Linked DNA regions of Homo sapiens: region 2 is linked to region 1. Evidence: chromatin contacts called from ENCODE Hi-C or POLR2A ChIA-PET data. All regions are on one chromosome and are shown on one strand. Each heading gives the region's core, a stretch centred on a gene start or an enhancer-like site at or near the end of the contact. The rest is flanking DNA. Distances are from core to core; before and after follow the strand shown.

What was found. A loop is a pair of places that touch in the nucleus more often than their neighbours do. ChIA-PET counts read pairs that join two places held with the same protein, here RNA polymerase II (POLR2A). Pooled maps may share reads with other maps.
Region 2: a map of Caco-2 shows a loop between it and region 1 (3-fold over the local background). The contact joins the promoter of CDK5R2 here to the promoter of TTLL4 in region 1. A Hi-C loop is called at or near these places in 1 of 168 maps with a recorded cell type or tissue (Caco-2) and 4 of 50 pooled maps. POLR2A ChIA-PET finds 5 or more read pairs at or near these places in 4 of 52 experiments (PC-3, Panc1, RWPE1 and 1 more).

The regions. Positions count from the first base shown.
Region 1 is chr2:218,708,088-218,713,211 of GRCh38, forward strand. TTLL4 (tubulin tyrosine ligase like 4) reads left to right here and starts at 2,748. Exons shown (of 20, transcript NM_014640.5): 1 at 2,748-2,950. It overlaps LOC124907983 (a long non-coding RNA gene), which reads right to left and starts at 3,397. Exons shown (of 2, transcript XR_007088089.1): 1 at 3,133-3,397; 2 at 1,515-1,999. RefSeq lists enhancers at 275-324, 2,550-2,649 and silencers at 3,030-3,079, 3,090-3,139.
Region 2 is chr2:218,957,295-218,962,418 of GRCh38, forward strand. CDK5R2 (cyclin dependent kinase 5 regulatory subunit 2) reads left to right here and starts at 2,372. Exons shown (of 1, transcript NM_003936.5): 1 at 2,372-4,861. The coding sequence starts at 2,527. The coding sequence ends at 3,630. RefSeq lists a silencer at 2,355-2,624.

The DNA of each region.
Region 1 (5,124 bases), core at 1,498-3,997:
CATGCCTCTTCATGGGTTGCATATGCAAAAAACGGCTGCATTCGCATGATCCTAGGGTGGAGTTTTCAGCCCTCTGATGTCAAAAGGTAAAGCGCAGGAAATGAAAACCCTCATTGTGCATCCTCTCCAAAACCCATCTGGAGATGATGGTCAGTTTTAGGAAGAGATGCATAGTGAAACTGATGAACTGTCATTTTGAAACTGCGAAGTCAGTCTGGGCAACATAGCAAGACCTTGTCTCTACAAAAAATTTAGAAATTAGCCAGGTGTGGTGGTTTGTGCCTGTGGTCTCAGCTACTTGGGAGGCTCAAGTGGAGGACTGCTTCAGCCCAGGAGTTTGAGGCTGCAGTGAGCTGTGTTCATGCCACTGCACTCCAGCCTATGTGACATAGTGAGATCCCTTCTCAAAAAAAAAAAAAAAAAAAAAGAAAAGAAAAGAAAAGGAAAGTGCAAAGAGTAGGGAGTCTGGTTCTGGCCTCTAAAACCAATGAAGGATTAATCATCCCTTTCTTGATTTCTAGAGCTGGTTTCTGCTTACTCCTTAGGAAAGAATTCTGTTTAAAGGTTAATAAGGAAGGGGCATATTGAGGTGTGTTGGACTTCCCATCTCATCATAGCCAGGAATTCAGTTTTTTTTTTCTTTCTTTTTTTTTTTTTTCAAAGAGTCTTGCTTTGTTGCCCAGGCTGGAGTGCAGTGGTGCGATCTTGGCTCACTGCAAGCTCTGCCTCCCGGGTTCACGCCATTCTCCTGCCTCAGCCTCCCTAGTAGCTGGGACTACAGGCGCCCGTCACCACGCCTAGCTAATTTTTTGTATTTTTAGTACAGGTGGGGTTTCACCGTGTTAGCCAGGATGGTCTCGATCTCCTGACCTCGTGATCCGCCCGCCTTGGCCTCTCAAAGTGCTGGGATTACAGGCGTAAGCCACTGCGCCCGGCCGGGAACTCAGTTTTTAAGGTTGCTCTAGTGTCCCCTTAGCCACGATGGGGTCCATTAAGTTGGTTGGGGTGGTACTTAAAATTTTTATTTCTCAGTCTCAAAAATGTCATTTTACAGTTTGTTTGAATCAGGATCCAAACAAGCTGCACTCATTGCATTTGAATATATTTCTTTTTTTTTTCTCAAGAGGGAGTCTTGCTCTGTTGCCCAGGGTGGAATGCAGTGGCACAATCTTGGCTCACTGCAACTTCTGTCTCCTGGGTTCAAGCGATTCTCCTGTCTCAGCCTCCTGAGTAGCTGGGGGCTACAGGTGTGCACCACCATGCCTGGCTAATTTTTGTATTTTTTGTTGGAGACGGGGTTTCACCATGTTGCCCAGGCTGGTCTTGAACTCCTGACCTCAAGTGATCCTCAGAGTGTTGGGATTACAAGTGTGAGCCACTGTACCTGGCCAACATTTGAATATATTTCTTAAATCTCTTATAATCTAAAACATCTCTCCTCATTTTTATACCCTAAAATTGTTGAAGGAAGAAGAGGTCATTTATTCTGTACATTGGCTCACATTCTGGATTTGTTTGATTGCTTTCTTGTAGTGTTATACAGTTGTTTCTCTTTATTTCTTGTTAACTGGAAATTACAGCCAAAACTTGATTAGAGTCACTCAACTTTTTTTTTTACAAAAATACGCTATACTTCATAAATATTTCTGTTCAATTGCATCACATCAAGAAACAATGCTCAGCTGTCCCATGTTTCGTGATCTAAGATTGATTAGTACATGTAGGTTATCTTCAGTGTACATCCTTCAGTGTAAAATTCTCCCATAAATTATCTAATACTTTTAGCATCCATCAACGACTGTTGACTAAATAAGTTATTTATTGAGATCCTTCCTCTGGTCCAGACTGTTTTCATCAGATTAGTTTTATCTTTGTCCCCTTTATTTCTGTAGCCAATTGCCTAGGAAAGATCCTTTCATCTTCCAGCTTTCTTAGATCTCCAAATCTCTCAGGTCTACGGACATCTGAGGCAGGAGCGCGATCTGGCTTGCCTGGGGAGCTAACGAGATAAGGAATTGAGTCAGTATTTCCTAACGTTCACACTTGAAGCCCATAAAGCAGGCAGGTGGTTTTAATTTTGCCCCGCTGGGTGGGTTGGGGTTAGGGAAGGATGGGTTAGAGGGAGGCAGAGTGAATCGGGCAATCTCCCCTTTCCTGCGGTCAAACTCAAAGGCTTTTTCTAGAAATCCTTCAACTGAGCCTGGGCCCTTTGATTTTCAATTGAGGCAAGGCCAAAGAGTCCAGGCCAGGCGTGGGGGCTCCCGTTGTAATCCCAGCGACCAGGAGGCTGATGCAGGAGGATCACTTGAGGCCAAGAGTTTAAGACCAGTCTGGGTAACATAGTGAGACCCTGTCCTGAGAAAAAAAATTTAAAAATAGCCCAGCATGGTGGCGTGCCTGTAGTCCCAGCTACTCGGAAGGCTGGGGGCGGGCGGATCGCTTGAGCAGGAGTTCAAGTTCGCAGTGAGCTATGATCACGTCGCTGCACTCCAGCCTGGGCGACAGAGCGAGATTCTGTCTCTAAAAAAGAAAACAGTCCATAGGGAGTAGGTGGAATTAGAGTAGAAAGAGAGAGTCCTGGATGCTCCGAATGGAGCCTTTCAGAGCTTTAACCACGGGACTACATCTCCCAGAATTCCGCTCGCCGGATCCCACCGCACTGAAGGGACTGCGCGTGCGCGAGTCAGGTGACGACCCGCCCCTACAGGCCCCAGAACCCCCGAGATTCCCCGCGCTTGCCTCCCGCCCTCTTCTTCCAGACTCTCGGTCTGTCCGCTGGGGGCGCGCGCGGTGTGTGGCAGGCGGCAGCGGCGCTGGCGGCCGAGTGCGCTTGTCACGCGTGGCGGTGCGTGGTTGCTAGGGGCGCCTGAGGCTGCCGGGTAGCCCAGCAGGCCGAGGGAGGAAGTAGCGTGGAGCCGGTGCCGAGCCGGGGCGAAGCTGGATCCCCTAGGTGAGTGCGGCTGCGGAGCCAGGGGAGCCGACCCCAGACACTCCGCCGGTCCCACGCTCCCGACCTCCCTCTACCTGAGTCCTTTCGCGCGGGTCCCCAGCCCTCCGGCCACTCTCACCCTAGCCCCGCTTCCTCCCGCCACCTCTCATCCCCCGGGAGGCCAGGGAGCCGCGGCCTCCTACCCGGCCGGGACTTCGCGCCTCCTCGGAGCCCTTCTCCTCTCCGCCACGCCCCGCGAACTTAGTCGGCCTCGCCTCCGGGTGCCCGAACACTGCCTCATCCCCTAGTTATGGCCTCCGAGCTTCCTCTGTCCTGCCGCGCTGAGGTTTAAATTCCCTCTGGGTGTGAGCCCAAGCTCCTCGCAGGCTCCAGGGCCGAATTTAACATGGATATCTGCTTTTTCACTTCTCCATCCTCAGTATCTGTAGAAGAATACGTTCCTAAACTCCACAGATTCAAACAGGATCTGAGATCCTGTGGAATTTAATTCTTCATTCATCAATTCCTTTATTTAATCATTCACTAAACAATTTTTAGTAAACATTGACAAATATTTAATGAGCCTGGGTACAATGGGAGGGATTGAGGGGATAGAGTGGCTAATAGGACAAGCATGTTTTCACGGAATTTACAGTCTAGGAGATTATTAATCAAGTAAACGAGCATTTGCCATACTGTGGTGTGTGCTGTGATAGAACAGGAAATACTTAATCCGGACTTACTTAGAAAACGACATTATTGCCATTCCTCCTGGTCTTCACATTCCCATTCTGGATCTCGGAAATATTTTAATCCTTCCTTGATGAAATCTTCTTTGCTTTCTCAGATACTACAAATCACCTATTCTTTAACTGCAGCACCTGTTGATTTAGCATTTGGGGGACCCTTTGGGACAGTGTTCCATCCCATCCTTCTGTTTCTTGCACTGAATACTGAGACACTGTTTGCATTTAAACCACCCACTTTGTGCTCAGAAAGTTAGCAGCTACTTATATTGGACTGAATCAATCCTTGAAAAATTATCAAGTGTTTTCTGCGAATAGAGAGGTGGGAGGACATTCCAGATACACAGTGGCTTTAGGAAAGGGACAGCAAGTCCTGAAAAGAGAACTGGAAACAGTTTGACAGACCTGGGCTAGATTTGGAGGGAGCCATCCAGTAACAAATAGAAAGAGTGAAGTTAATAGGGGTTAGATCACAAAGGGCCTTGGATGTTTTGCTGAGTTAGAACTATATCCCTGGAGCAGTGGTTTTCAAGCTGGAGTAATCAGGGTTGTAGACTTCCAAGGGATACACTTGCACGTCTAGCTTAACATGAATACATTTCCAGATCCTCAGCTTCCCAGTGAACTTTTTTTTTTTTTTTTGAGACAGAGTCTTGCTCCGTCACCCAGGCTGGAGTGCAATGGCACGATCTTGGCTCACTGCAACTTCCACCTCCTGGGTTCAAGCGATTCTCCTACCTCATTCTCCGGAGTAGCTGGGATTAGAGGCGCATGCTGCCACGCTCGGTTAATTTTTTGTATTTTTTAGTAGAGACGGGGTTTCACCATCTTGGCCAGGCTGGTCTCAAACTCCTGACCTCGTGATTCACCCGCCTCGGCCTCCCAAAATGTTGGGATTACAGGTGTGAGCCACCGCGCCCGGCCCCAATGAACTCTTTTTCTAAAACTTCCCTTACAAAAAAAGGGTAGGAGGCTGTGTGTGGCAAATCCCTCACACTTCCCAAATTTTAATATGGTGTATTGGCCTGAGTGTAAAAATGTCCTCAGATACAAATAAGGACTACTTTGGAAATATTTATTTTCAGGAACACCTCCTTTAGTGATTTAAGTTACCTCCCAACCCAGAAGGCTTGCCAATACACAATCCCATTCGTGTAAACTGTATTCTTTGTTAAGATATTCTGAAAAGAACACAACAGTTAAATGTAACGGGAATGTCTTTTGGGACAATGGAATTTTTAAGTTATTTGGATAAAACTTGCGTAAAATTTTTAAAGAGATTTCTTTTAGTTCAGGTGTGTGTTACTCAGTAAGATAGTTAATACCTATTTTAAGACTGGGTGTTGTGGCTCACACCTGTAAATCCAACACTTTGGGAGCCTGAGGCAGGCTGATCGCTTGAGACCCAGGAATTCGAGACCAGCCTGGGCAACATGGCGAAACCTCTTC
Region 2 (5,124 bases), core at 1,122-3,621, 250 kb after region 1:
GCCCTTAACCAAGTTGTTATGTAGCCACTGTTGCTGATGGGAAAAGGCTGGAAAGGCTGAAGTCAGAAAGAGTATTAGGTCCCTTCCAATCTATCAAAAAAGCTTCTTGGAGGAGGTGGGAGTTCAAGAGCTTGACATTCTGAGAGAGGGTTCTGGCCCAGTGGAAGGAGCTCAGAGATTCTGGAGAGATAACCAGAGCAGGAGGGTGGGGAGCATGTGAGCCAGAAACAGGGTTGGAGGCAGAGCAAGGTGGAAAGTGAGGAAGGGGAGTAGGACCCTCTGAGGCACCTGCTTTGGGGTCCCTGAAGCAGAGGAGGAAATTCTTGGTTCTGACCAAGAGGACAATAGGAGGTCAGAGCTGGGCCGGGAATAGGGTACCACAGTGGTGACACTCTGTGGGTGCTGCTTAGAAGACGTGGTCCTAAATGACCTTAACAATAGGCCTTATGCCAGTGAGGGACTCCTGGGAGCAGCGCTGGAAGGACTCATGTGCCATTTAGATCCACATGCCCAGTGTTTCCGCCAGTGCAACTCAGTCTCTACAGGGCTTGTCCTTAACTACCGGTGAACTGACTATTCCTTGGTTGGCAGATAAAGAGTGACTCAGAACACCTTGTAGGAGGAAGTGGGGCCAATTACAGGAGCTGAAAAGAGGGAACACTTTCAAGAACTATGAGGAGAATGAGTTTGGGAAGGTCAGCTTGGGCTGCAAGAAAATAAAGATCAGATCCTAGGGAGCAGAGATACCCTGTTGAAAAAGTGCATATTGGGTGCTGAGTTAGGGAGAAGGTACAAGGCTGCATGTGCACAGTGGTAAAGAGGAGGGGAATGGAGACAGGCAGACCACAGGCCTCCAGGAGGGTGTGAGTGACCAGGGGCTGTGGAATGGCTGGGAAATTCTGTACCTCTGGTAGCTGGAACTGCAGCCCAAGTGGATTCTAGAACAGCCTATCTGCAGTGACACACACACACACATATATGCACAAACCAACCCTGACAGCAGTGGATCCTTGGAGCTATGTTTGCGGTCTGTGAGGAGCATGGAGGTGACTCCAAGGGCAATCCTTAGAATTTACTGAAATACATAGGCAGGGGTTTGGCTCCACATGGAACCCATATGCACCTACAAGGTCCACTTACTTAAGAAGCCTGAAGGCTCTTGTGCTGGGGGAGCCACAGAGAGCAGGCTCCAAGAAGGGTGGACATGATCTAACAAGGCAGATAGAATAGGTCCAGAACTAGCTGTGCTCAAGACCTGCAGGTAAGGCCTGGGGAGTCCAAAATCCAGGGCAAAGGGCTGATGGGTACTCAGGAGGTAACAGACAGACCCAGAGAGAAGTGGACAGGACCCAGCCTAACAGCTTGCTCCTGGGAGTGGGGACAGCTGGAACCTTACCTGCAGGAAGCATTTAATGATGAAACCCACCTCAACCTGGACCCAGGGCTGGGCTGGAGGTTGGTCCAACCCTCTTGGGCTTCCGTCCACACAGGAGGCTCCGTTCACTATCCAAGACTGGGTAGACCAAGTGATCCAATTTCTAGCGTTTCCCCAGGGACCAACCTTATCCATCATCCACCCAAGTATGAGATCTGTGTGTGTTAGTGGGGACAACCAACCGAGAGGAGCTGCCCAGGGACCAGAGCCAAGGGTCTGCCCCACAGGCTCAGTTGCAGAGAATCAGGACGGCAAGCAGAAGCCTCAGGGGCATATTTGAGACCTTGCTGCTCCCCCTCTCCCCCTCAAGCTGGAACCCCCAAGAAGGCGGGTTGTGACCTGCAAGAAGGCTCTGCCAGGACTCCCAAACAGGCAGGGCAGAAATGTGCCTGCTGCAGCCCCCCTAGCGACCTGGGGGGTGGGGGGCGAGGTGGGGTCGCGAAGAGGAAACAGACCTGACAGTCACATTGGAGGAGCCAGTGCAACGCGACCCATCTGGGACCTGGGCATCCGGTGAGGGCACTCACTGCTCACACTGGCCCCCCACACAAATTCAAAGGCAGAGGGAAGGAGAGCTGTTCCCATGGTTTATCTGCTACCGCGACCCAGTGCATCAGAACAAGCTGGTCCAGGCCCTAGGATCCGGAGGAGGCAGGAGCAGCCACCACCCCTTCTCAACTCTGACCCTGAGGAGGCCACTCGAACGACGACCACCGCCTTCCCCTTCCTCCGCTCGGGGGAAGGGAAAAGACTCAGGGCGGAGGGTGGGGATTGGGGCGGGACTTGAAATTGAAGTGCGAGAGTCTATTGGTCATTGGAGCTGCCCATCAGGAGTGCAACTCGGGAGCGGATTGGCCGCGTGAGGCGGGGCACGGCGCGACGAAAAAAGGGGCCCAAGGGGTGGGGCTGACGCTGCAGCTGGCGCAGCTCAGGATTAGAGCAGCGGAGCCGCCTAGCAGCCACCTTCCCCCGCCAGTCCGCGCGCCCGGGCCGGGGCTAGGCCCCCCACCGCCGGGTCCCCCGGGGCTGCAGTAGCAGCGGCGCCGCCCGCGGCTCCCGCTGGGGCCTGGGCGCCGGCCCCGCTCTGCAGGATGGGCACAGTGCTGTCTCTTTCGCCTGCCTCCTCGGCCAAGGGCCGGAGGCCCGGCGGGCTGCCCGAGGAGAAGAAGAAGGCGCCGCCCGCGGGGGACGAGGCGCTGGGGGGCTACGGGGCGCCGCCAGTGGGCAAGGGCGGCAAAGGCGAGAGCCGACTCAAGCGGCCGTCCGTGCTCATCTCGGCGCTCACCTGGAAGCGCCTGGTGGCCGCGTCCGCCAAGAAGAAGAAAGGCAGCAAGAAGGTGACACCCAAGCCGGCATCCACGGGCCCCGACCCCCTGGTCCAGCAACGCAACCGCGAGAACCTTCTCCGCAAGGGCCGGGATCCCCCCGACGGCGGCGGCACCGCCAAGCCCCTGGCGGTGCCAGTGCCCACCGTGCCCGCGGCTGCCGCCACCTGCGAGCCACCGTCGGGGGGCAGCGCGGCCGCTCAGCCGCCGGGCTCGGGCGGGGGAAAGCCTCCGCCGCCGCCTCCCCCAGCCCCGCAGGTGGCGCCGCCGGTGCCTGGCGGCTCGCCGCGGCGGGTCATCGTGCAGGCGTCCACCGGCGAGCTGCTGCGCTGTCTGGGCGACTTCGTGTGCCGACGCTGCTATCGCCTCAAGGAGCTGAGCCCGGGCGAGCTGGTGGGCTGGTTCCGCGGTGTGGACCGCTCGCTGCTGCTGCAGGGCTGGCAAGACCAGGCCTTCATTACGCCTGCAAACCTGGTGTTCGTGTACCTGCTGTGCCGCGAGTCGCTGCGTGGGGACGAGCTGGCGTCGGCCGCCGAGCTGCAGGCCGCCTTCCTCACCTGCCTCTACCTCGCCTACTCCTACATGGGCAACGAGATCTCCTACCCACTCAAGCCCTTCCTCGTGGAGCCCGACAAGGAGCGCTTCTGGCAGCGCTGCCTGCGCCTCATCCAGCGGCTCAGCCCGCAGATGCTGCGGCTCAACGCCGACCCCCACTTCTTCACGCAGGTCTTTCAAGACCTCAAGAACGAGGGCGAGGCCGCCGCCAGCGGCGGGGGCCCACCGAGCGGGGGCGCGCCCGCCGCCTCCTCGGCCGCCAGGGACAGCTGCGCGGCCGGAACCAAGCACTGGACTATGAACCTGGACCGCTAGGGATACCCAGGGGCCGCGCCCATCCCCCGCCCCAGCCCCTGACACACACTCGGACCCCCCGGGACCACAAAGCCACCGCCGCTGTTACCGCCGCTCAGCGCCCCGGCTGGGCGGAGGAGGAGACGCCCATGCCCCTCAGGGGAAAGTGGAGACCGGGACACCAGAGGCCGCGGTGTTTGGATTTGCTGGGCGTGGAGTGGGGACGGAAGATGAGCGCGGGAAAGGCACTCCAACCTCACTCTTCCCGTCTGTCTGCGCCCCCATTTCTCCATTTCTGCCGGGGTCTCCCCCTTCCCTTCAGCCCATTCCCCCTCGGTTTTATCCATTTCCTTGCCTCCTTTTTGTGTCTTCATTTTTCCTCCTGTCTGCATTCCTCTCTCTCTCTCTCCCTCTCTCTCCTGTTCCTCTCTTTCTTCCTCCCTCTCCCTGCCTTTCCATTTTCCGTTCCTTGGGTTTGTGTGTCTGCATCTCCATCTTACCCCTTGCCTGACTGTACCCCGTAGACCCCTGTTTCTCCTCCTGCACCTGTGTCCCCATCTGCCCTTCTTGTTGCTCCTGTCATGTGTCACCATCTTCCCTCCTGTCTGCCTTCTTCCTCCACTTGTGTCAGCTTGCATTTTTTTATTCCTGACTGAGTCACCACACCCCTCTCCCCTGATCAAAGGGAATATTAGTTTTTAATTTGGATCGACTGAGGTGCCAGGAGAAACTGCAGTCCCAGGTATCCAGACAGCCACCAGGATGGTCCCTCGCCCCACCCCCACCGCCTCTCCCCACCTTTTCCAACGTGTTGCATGCTGGGAGCTGGGGGGTGTGGGGGAAGGGGCTGCCGGCTTCTTTCAGGAGGCTGAGGTTTGGAGGCAAAATCAACCTGGGAGACCACCCCGGCCGCGGCGCCTCAGTGGACAGGTGGGAGGAAAAGAAAACTTCTTACCTTGGAGGAGGGACATCCCGCTTCCTTATCCTTAGCTTTTTTGTTGCTCCTCCCCACTGCCCCTTTTAATTTATTTGGTTGTTTGCGGAGGGAGGGGGGAGGGGGGTAGGCTGGGCCGGGAACTGTCCGAGGTGCTGAGCTGGGGCGGGACCGGAATCCTCCCGGTAGGGTACCAGGGACTGAGTTGGGCCTGGGGCCGTGTCCAAGGTGCCAATGATGCGGGCCGACAGAGCGGGCCGCACTGTCTGTCTGTCCGTCTGTCCCGGAAAGAACTATAAAGCGCTGGAAGCGCCTGCAGATGGTTTTGCGCCGGTCTTTCTTTGGGCCCCGGGAGGGAGGGAGTGGGAGTGGTAATGGAACTGTCACAGACAGAGCAGAAAGGCAAGAGATGGGGCTCTAGTAGGGGAGATCAAGTACCTGAGAACTTCTCCTCCTCCCCATCCCCACCCCCGCCATCGGCTTCCATTTTACAGAGAGTAAAGAGTAAAGCGAGGCAGCTGAGGGTGAGGCCTGGTGATAAAGCTGAATCCATCCCCCCACTTCCGCCTCCATCTTGTCTG